2 separate regions of the Homo sapiens genome follow, and region 1 is linked to region 2. A link is an interaction called in ENCODE POLR2A ChIA-PET data of the cell type or tissue named here. Cell type or tissue: HepG2. All regions are shown on one strand. Links, peaks and the distances in the headings refer to the core of each region. The heading gives the core; the rest is flanking DNA. Region 1 holds the start of LOC124904633 (a long non-coding RNA gene). Region 2 overlaps MARCHF2 (membrane associated ring-CH-type finger 2).

The links. Peaks named below come from ENCODE experiments on the same cell type or tissue, not always from the same donor. Only the 100,000 strongest peaks of a DNase experiment are listed, where the experiment ranks them.
Region 1: POLR2A ChIA-PET joins it to region 2 with 6 read pairs; 27 of 35 experiments call an interaction of 5 or more read pairs at or near these places.

Annotation. Positions count from the first base shown.
Region 1 is chr19:8,523,741-8,528,119 of GRCh38, reverse strand. MYO1F (myosin IF) reads left to right here. Exons shown (of 28, transcript NM_012335.4): 22 at 637-782; 23 at 1,185-1,331; 24 at 1,519-1,667; 25 at 2,558-2,641. LOC124904633 (a long non-coding RNA gene) reads right to left here and starts at 1,675. Exons shown (of 3, transcript XR_007067131.1): 1 at 1,576-1,675. RefSeq lists an enhancer at 1,392-2,367 and a silencer at 2,408-2,487. In HepG2, for the core only: a CTCF peak has its summit at 2,629 (motif pointing left); DNase peaks (open chromatin) are centred at 1,719 and 2,339; H3K4me3 peaks cover 2,004 bases.
Region 2 is chr19:8,421,599-8,425,977 of GRCh38, reverse strand. It overlaps MARCHF2 (membrane associated ring-CH-type finger 2), which reads right to left. Exons shown (of 5, transcript NM_001005415.2): 2 at 3,962-4,189. The coding sequence starts at 4,137. Among named protein-coding and RNA genes, the nearest start is that of MARCHF2, 10 kb to the right of the region's middle. RefSeq lists an enhancer at 1,081-1,944. In HepG2, for the core only: no CTCF peak of the experiment used is centred there; DNase peaks (open chromatin) are centred at 1,897, 2,397 and 3,777; H3K4me3 peaks cover 1,403 bases.

The DNA of each region.
Region 1 (4,379 bases), core at 109-4,108, 100 kb before region 2:
CTCCTGAGTAGCTGGGACTACAGGTGCCCACCACCTCGCCCAGCTAATTTTTGTATTTTTAGTAGAGACGGGGTTTCACCATGTTGGTCAGCCTGGTTTCAAACTCCTGACCTCATGATCTGCCCGCCTCGGCCTCCCAAAATGCTGGGATTACAGGCGTGAGCCATGGCACCCAGCCCTCCTTCTGTTTCTTATATAACAACTCATGGCCAGGCGTGGTGGCGCACACCTGTAATCCCAACCCTTTGGGAGGCCAAGGAGGACAGTTTGCTTGAGATCAGGAGCTCAAGACCAGCCTGGGCAACAGGGCAAAACCCTGAATCTACAAAAAATACCAAAATTAGCTGGGCATGGTGGTGCGCACCTGTGGTCCCAGCTACTCAGGAGGCTGAGGCAGGTGGATCACTCAAGCCCAGGAGGGGGAGGTTGCAGTGAGCTATGATGGCACCACTGCACTCCAGCCTGAGCGACAGAGTGAGACCCTGTCTACAAAACAGACGACTCATACACCTTCACCTGGAGGGCTCCCACCTTCCTCACCTGACCTGCCAGCACCACCCCTCTGCCTGGGGTGGATCCTCTGTGGCCAGGCTGGCCAGGCTACAGGCATCAGCCTCTAATCCTGCATCCCCACAGCCCATCAAGCGGGACTTGATCCTGACGCCCAAGTGTGTGTATGTGATTGGGCGAGAGAAAGTGAAGAAGGGACCTGAGAAGGGCCAGGTGTGTGAAGTCTTGAAGAAGAAAGTGGACATCCAGGCTCTGCGGGGAGTCTCCCTCAGGTGAAGCCAGGTCCTTACCTGCCGCACAGTCACTCTCACCTGTCCCCTGGCTGCCCTCATTCTAGTGACCCCGTCTGTTACCCTGACAATCTTACCTGGTGCCATGCCTGTAGCCCTCTGTTGGCCCCACCTGTCATGTTCACCTGCCCCCTATGCTCATGATCCTTAGATGCCAAATCCTTCCGTCCTGCACCTTACCCTCTTACTAGACCTCACCTGGCCCTCTTCTGTAACCACCTCTTCCACTCCTTGCCACATCCCCCTTTTTCTCCTACCTGGTCACCGCTGACTTGGCCCTTAGCTGACCCTTCCCTAAATCCACCTTCAGCCACCTTCATCTGTCTCTCTCACCTGTCGCCCTCACCTGTGTCCCACCTGACGCTCTCACCCGCCCCTCCCCAGCACGCGACAGGACGACTTCTTCATCCTCCAAGAGGATGCCGCCGACAGCTTCCTGGAGAGCGTCTTCAAGACCGAGTTTGTCAGCCTTCTGTGCAAGCGCTTCGAGGAGGCGACGCGGAGGCCCCTGCCCCTCACCTTCAGCGACACGTACGGCCCCGCCAACCCCAGCACCATCTCGGGGTGGTCTCGGCGCGGCGCACCCTCTCCCGCCCCACCGACCCGGCCGAACTGCGCTTCGGCCCCGGCCGCGGCCCCGCCCCTGCCCCAACCAGCGAGAGTTGGGTGGGGCGGGGGACCTCAGCCAGCGCCCCCAAGCTTTCTTCTCTCCCCATAGACTACAGTTTCGGGTGAAGAAGGAGGGCTGGGGCGGTGGCGGCACCCGCAGCGTCACCTTCTCCCGCGGCTTCGGCGACTTGGCAGTGCTCAAGGTTGGCGGTCGGACCCTCACGGTCAGCGTGGGCGATGGGCTGCCCAAGAGCTCCAGTGAGTCTGCGCGGAACTAGGGCAGAGGGGGCGGGGCCAGCGAGGCTGGTTAAGAGTGGACGAAGGCCAGGAAGGGGAGTGTCTACAGAGAGAGAGAGAGAGACTTTTGAGTTTTGTGGTTTTTTTAAGACGGAGTCTCACTCTGTCGCCCAGGCTGGAGTGTTGTGGCACGATCTTGGCTCACCGCAACCTCCGCCACCCGGGTTCAAGCGATTGTCTTGCCTCAGCCTCCCGAGTAGCTGGGATTACAGGCGCCTGCCACCGCGCCCAGCTAATTTTTGTAGTTTTAGTAGAGACGGGGTTTCACCATCTTGGCCAGGCTGGTCTTGAACTCATTACCTCATGCTCCACCCGCCTCGGCCTCCCAAAGTGCTGGGATTACAGGCGTGAGCCACTGCGCCCGGCCAGAGAGACAGACTTTTAAACAAAGGCCGCAACCAATTAGTGGGCGTGAAATGTGGAGGAGGGACGTGGCCATGGAGGAAACCAATCAAAATAGTGGGGCGGGGCCAGCAGGCTGGACCAGAGAGGGCAACAGCAAGGAAGGGGCGGGTCTAGAGAGAGAGAAAGACTGTTAAGGAGAAGACATGACCAATGCGGGGGCGAGAAATGTAGAGGGGTGCGGCCAGAGCGGCAACCCTGGAACTGGGTAGTGATGAAGGAGTGACCTAAAGTGGGCGGGCCCAAAGAGCAAGGCCAGTGAGGTGTTGGGCCCTTGGGGGGCGAGGCCAATTAGTGGGCGGAGCCAGTGTAACTGTACCTAAGGGGCGGTGCTAATGGGAGAGCCTGAGGGGGCGGGGTGCGGCGGAGCCTCAGAATGGACTAGATTTGTGGGCGGGGCAAAGAGCGTGGTCTGTCTGTCATTCAACTCCCTGACACTCTTCTTTCAGAGCCTACGCGGAAGGGAATGGCCAAGGGAAAACCTCGGAGGTCGTCCCAAGCCCCTACCCGGGCGGCCCCTGCGCCCCCCAGAGGTGAGGAGCTGCGTCCCTTGCTATATTCCCTTGTCTGTTGTGGGTCCCATGGCCTAAGCCAGACCTTCAGCAAACGAAATCTAACAAACACAGTTTACCACTCACTTCTCTGTCCAGGACTCTCCGTAGCTCCACATCTCCCGCAGAATAAAGGCTAAACTTAGTTTGGCATTCAGAGCCCTTCAAAACCCAAACCCAGCTAACCACTGACATCTTCTCTCCTCCTACCCTACACTCCTGCCCTGTAAACTACATCTTTTTTTTTTTTTTTTTTTTTTTGAGATGGAGTCCAACTCTGTCTCCCAGGCTGGGGTGCAGTGGAGCGATCTCGGTTCACTGCAACCTTCACCTCCTGGATTCAAGCGATTCTCCTGCCTCAGCCTCCCGAGTAGCTGAGATTACAGGCACCCGCCACCACGCCCGGCTAATTTTTGTATCGTTTTAGTAGAGACAGGGTTTCACCACGTTGTTCAGGCTGGTCTCGAACTCCTGACCTCAGGTGACCCGCCCGTCTCGGCCTCCGAAAGTGCTGGGATTAACAAGCATGAGCTACGGCGCCTGGCCTCAAACTACATCTTATTTTCCCAATTCACAAAATTTATTCTTACCTCCAGGCCTTTGGGCCGTTTTCTCTGCTTCTCTCTCAAATTCCCATTCCATTCGTTGAGCTCTTATTTATCCACCAAGACGTACCCACAGAAGCTCTCCTACAGAGGATAGGAGGAGGGAAACTTGCCCCTGCAAAGCCACTCCTGGCCAGGCAAGATGGCTCACACCTGTAATCCAAGCACTCTTGGTAGGCCAAGGCAGGAGGATCACTTGAGTTCAAGATCAGCCTGGGCAACATAGCAAGATCCTGTCTCTACCAAAAATTCTTTCTTTTTTTTTTTTTTTTTGAGACAGTCTCGCTCTGTCACCCAGGCTGGAGTGCAGTGGCATGATCTTGGCTCACTGCAACATCCACCTCCTGGGTTCAAGCGATTCTCCTGCCTCAGCCCCCTGAGTAGCTGGGACTACAGGCGTGTGCTACCACGCCTAGATTTTTTTTTTTTTTTTTTTTTTGAGACAGAGTCTAGCCCTGTTGCCCAGGCTGGGGTGCAATGGTGCGGTCTCAGCGCACTGCAACTTTCCACCTTCTGGGTTCAAGAGATTCTCCTGCCTCAGCCTCCCCAGTAGCTGGGATTACAGGCATGCACCACCATGCCCAGCTAATTTTATCTTTAGTAGAGACAAGGTTTCACCATGTTGGCCAGACTGGTCTGGAACTCCTGACCTCGTGATCCACCCGCCTCGGCCTCCCAAACTGCTGGGATTACAGGTGTGAGCCACCGCGCCCGGCCTTTTTTTTTTTTTTTTTTTTGAGACGGTGTCTTGCTCTGTTGCCCAGGCTGGAGTGCAGTGGCGTGATCTTGGCTCACTGTAACCTCCACCTCCCAGGTTGAAGCAATTCTCCTGCCTCAGCCTCCCGAGTAGCTGGGACTACAGGCACACGCCATCATGCCTGGCTAATTTTTGTATTTTTAGTAGAGGCAGAGTTTCACTATGTTGGCCAGGCTTGTCTCAAACTCCAGACCTCGTGATCAGCCCACCTTAGCCTCCCAAAGTGCTAGGATTACAGGCGTGAGCCACCGCGCCTAGCCTAAAAATTCTTTTTAAATTAGCTGGGCATGGTGGTGTGTGCCTATAGTCCCAGCTATTTAGGAGGCTGAGAGGGGAGAATATCATGAGCCTAAGAGTT
Region 2 (4,379 bases), core at 307-4,306:
GGGATTACAGGCGTGAGCCACCGCACCCGGCCCCCAATCCTCGACTCTTAATCCTCAAAGACCAGCTGGGTGAGGTGGCTCATTCCTGTAATCCCAGTACTTTGGGAGGCCAAGGCAGGAGGATCATGAGGTCAGGATTTCAAGACCAGCCTGGCCAACATGGTGAAACCCCGTCTCTACTAAAAATACAAAAATTAGCTGGGCGTGGTGGTAGGTGCCTGTAATCCCAGCTACTGGGGAGGCTGAGGCAGGAGTATCACTTCAGCCTGGAAGGCAGAGGTTACAGTGAGCCGAGATTACACCACTGCACTCCAGCCTGGGTGACAGAGTGAGGCTCCGTCTCAAAAAAAAAAAAAAATCCTCAAGGACTAGGGCAGAGCAGACAACACTCCTCATGACCTCAGGCCTCATACTGGACCAGTCAGAACACCAGGCCGGGAGCAGTAGCTCATGCTTGTAATTCTAGCACTTTGGAAGGCTGAAGCGGGAGGATCACTTGAGCCGAGGAGTTCAAGGCCAGTGTGGGCAACCTAGTGAGATCTCATCTCTATAAAAAAAAAATTTTCTTTTTTTTTTTTTGAGATGGAGTCTCGCTCTGTCATCAGGCTGGAGTGCAGTGGTGTGATATCAGCTCACTGCAACCTCCACCTCCCAGGTTCAAGCGATTATCCTGCCTCAGCCTCCCGAGTAGCCTCAGCCTCCCGAGTAGCTGAGACTACAGGCACATGCCACCATGCCCAGCTAATTTTTTTTTTTTCTGTATTTTAGTAGAGACGGGGTTTCACCGTGTTAGCCAGGATGGTCTCAATCTCCTGACCTCGTGATCTGCCCGCCTCAGCCTCCCAAAGTGCTGGGATTACAGGCGTGAGCCACCACGCCCGGTCCCAAAATTTTTTTTAAAGACTTATCTTGGCGTGGTGGTACATGTTGTGGTCCCAGCTACTTGGGAGGCTGAGGCAGGAGGATCACATGTGCCCAGGAGTTCAAAGCTCCAATGACCCATAATTGTACCACTATACTCCAGCTTGGACAACAGAGTGAGACCATTTGAAAAAAAGAAAAAGAAAATAGAACAGCACGCACCCCTGCTCATGCAACCAACTCAGGCTTGTATGATACCATCAGAGTCACCGATAATCTATTCCTAAAATTCTTTGTTTCCCCGTAAACTCCAGAACTGTCGGCCACAAGGCTGACAGAAGCCTGGAGCTCCTGCAGCTGCCTAGTCTGTGTGGAGCCTGTGAATGATGCCAGCACAGAGGAGAGCAGAGCCAAGAGACAGGGAAAGGTAGATTTTTTTTTTTCTTTTTTTTGAGACAGTGTTGCTCTGTCACCCAGGCTGGAGTGCAGTGGCGCGATCTCGGCTCACTGCAAGCTCGACCTCCCAGGTTCATGCCATTCTCCTGCCTCAGCCTCCAGAGTAGCTAGGACTACAGGCGCCGGCCACCACGCCCGGCTAATTTTTTGTATTTTTTGTAGAGACGGGGTTTCACCGTGTTAGCCAGGATGGTCTCGATCTCCTGACCTCGTGATCCACCCGCCTCGGCCTCCCAAAGTGCTGGGATTACAGGCGTGAGCCACTGCGCAAGGCCTGGGAAAGGTAGATTCTTAAGGACATCTTTGCGGGCCCCTGGATCTAATCACACCTGAAGCCCGTGCTACCTGAGAAACCTGTGCATCCAGAGAGAAGTGCTCACCTGCTCCTCTGCCCTTGTGAGGGGGAAATAGAAATAAAAAGCATCTGCAGAAAGCTGCCTCGGAAAAGTCTCCAGCCCTGGCCCAGTCTCTGGGGATGCCGGGTCCTTCCCAGGGCAGCTCAGGAGGCAGGGGGCGTGGCCCAGAGGCCAAACAGCCATGAGTCACTGTTTCCCAAACATTTCTGGCCAGAAGGCAGACTGTGAGGTCACACAAAGAAGAGCTATTTTCCAGACAACGCCAATTTCCTCTCAGAGAGACTGTATTTTTTTTTCTTTCTTTTTTTTTTTTTTTTTTGAGTCACCCAGGCTGGAGTGCAGTGGTGCAATCACAGCTCACTGCAGCCTCGGACTCCCTAGCTCGAGCGATCCTCCTGCCTCAGTCTCCCGAGTAGCTGGGACTACAGGTGGCACCACGCCACACAGCTAATATTTTTTAACTTTTTCTAGAGAGGGGGGTCTCACTATGTTGACCAGGCTGGTCTTGAGCTTCTGGGCTCAAGCGATCCTTCAGCCTTGGACTTCCAAAGTGCTGGGACTACAGGCATGAGCGACCACGCCTGCCTGGAAATGACTGTTTTCTATCCTTTTCTCAGATTCTCATGCTGCGGGGTGGAGTTGGGCGGCTTTAAAAAGAGCCCAACAGGCTGCTCATGGCTGCTTTCTCAACAGTCCTGTCCCTGGACTGCTATTTCCTCCTGCAATGGCAAAAGGGCATGCCTGCCTGCCTCCTTTCTGAACCCATACCCCGATCCCACCCTCCCCCAAGTACACACACAAACAAAGTTAACAAAAAAGGAACCCTTTGTCCGGAAACCAACCCAGGGAAACAGAAGTGACGAGAATCTTGAGGAAGAATCATGTCAGTTTGGAGCTTGTTCTGGGAAACTGTGAAAAAGTTTGGGAGAGCAAATTCAGAGAAGAGGCCAGGCACAGTGGTTCATGCCTGTAATCCCAACACTTTGGGAGGCCGAGGTGGGTGGGTCATCTGAGGTCAGGAGACCAGCCTGACTAACATGGTGAAACCCCGTCTCTACTAAAAAAATACAAAAATTAGTCGGGCATGGTCGGGGCGGGGGGGCTGTAATCCTAGCTACTTGGGAGGCTGAGGCAGGAGAATCGCTTGAACCCAGGAGGCAGAGGTTGCAGTGAGCTGAGATCATGCCACTGCACTCCAGCATGGGTGACAAAGTGAGACTCTGTCTCCAAAACAACAAAACAAAACAAAAAAACAAATTCAGAGAAGAGAGGAAAAAAAAAGCCTTAATATTTGTTGAGCACGGCCAGGCGCGGTGGCTCACGCCTGTAATCCCAGCACTTTGGGAGGCTGAGGTAGGTGGATTATGAGGTCAAGAGATCAAGATCAGCCTGGCCAACATGGTGAAACCCCATCTCTACCAAAAATACAAAAATTAGCTGGGTGTGGTGGCGCGTGCCTGTAGAACCAGGTACTCAGGAGGCTGAGGCAGGAGAATCGCTTGAATCCGGGAGGCGGAGGTTGCAGTGAGCCGAGATCACGCCACTGTACTCCAGCCTGAGTGACAAAGCAAGACTCTCTAAAAAAAAAAAAAAAAAAAAAAATTTAAAAAGAGGCTGGGCACGGTGGCTCACACTTATAATCCCAGCAGTTTGGGAGGCCGAGACGGGCAGATCACCTGAGGTCAGGAGTTTGAGACCAGCCTGGCCAACATGGCGAAACCCCGTCTCTGCTAGAAGTACAAAAACTAGCCAGGTGTGGTGACGGGTGCCTGTAATCCCAGCTACTCGGGTGGCTAAGGCAGGAAAATCACTTGAACCTGGGAGGCGGAGGTTTCAGTGAGCTGAGACTGCGCCACTGCACTCCAGCCTGGGCAACAAAATGAGACTCTGTTTCAAAAAAAAAAGAGAGATACAGTGGTGAAGTAATTTGTCCCAGGTCACTCTGGGAGAGAGAGAGGTGTCCACTCAGGGTCAGGGCCGAGGCACTGAGCCCACAGCCTGCACTCCTGACCGCCCCCTATACTGCCTCCCAAAAGTGTGTTACTTGACAACATTTGACCTTCAGATTTCACATAATAATCTGGAATTTCAGCTTTTCCTAAAGAATCAGACCCGGCCAAAGCTAGGCCTCTGTTTCCACAAGGCGATAACTGTTTGTGTCTCTTTCTCTATTTACCCACTTGGCCCTCTGTCAACGGTTGGACTTCTAACCCCAGGCTGGGAGAAACTCACTGCGCCCAGAGAGAAGAGGCAACAAAGGCCAGGATATCCACGCAGTCACCACTCACCTCGGTGTGTCCAAGGCACGGATGACGGTGGAGAGGAGCCGGCCATCCCTTGAAGTCACCTGTGCCACATACTGGGGCGGTCCGAGGCCCGTAGCCTCCACGACCTTGGAGAAGGCAGGGCTGCCGGAGCAGTCACACAGGGAGCCGGGGAGGTGGCAGCAGTCACCCGTCGTCATGGCCACCGGGAGCCCCGTATCCTCAGGGCCTGAGGCCCATGGTTCCAGGAGCCTGGGAACAGGCCAGTGCGGAGGTTAGGGGCAAGGTTAATGAGCCTGACGGACTAAGGTTTGAGTCCCCTCTTGTCAAGGCTGTAGGGACCACTAGACCATTTACATCTCTGAGCCTCAGTTTGCACCATCTGTAAAATGGGCCTCTGTAGGGCCAGTGAGGATTCAAGGAGACGATGCATGTAACTCAG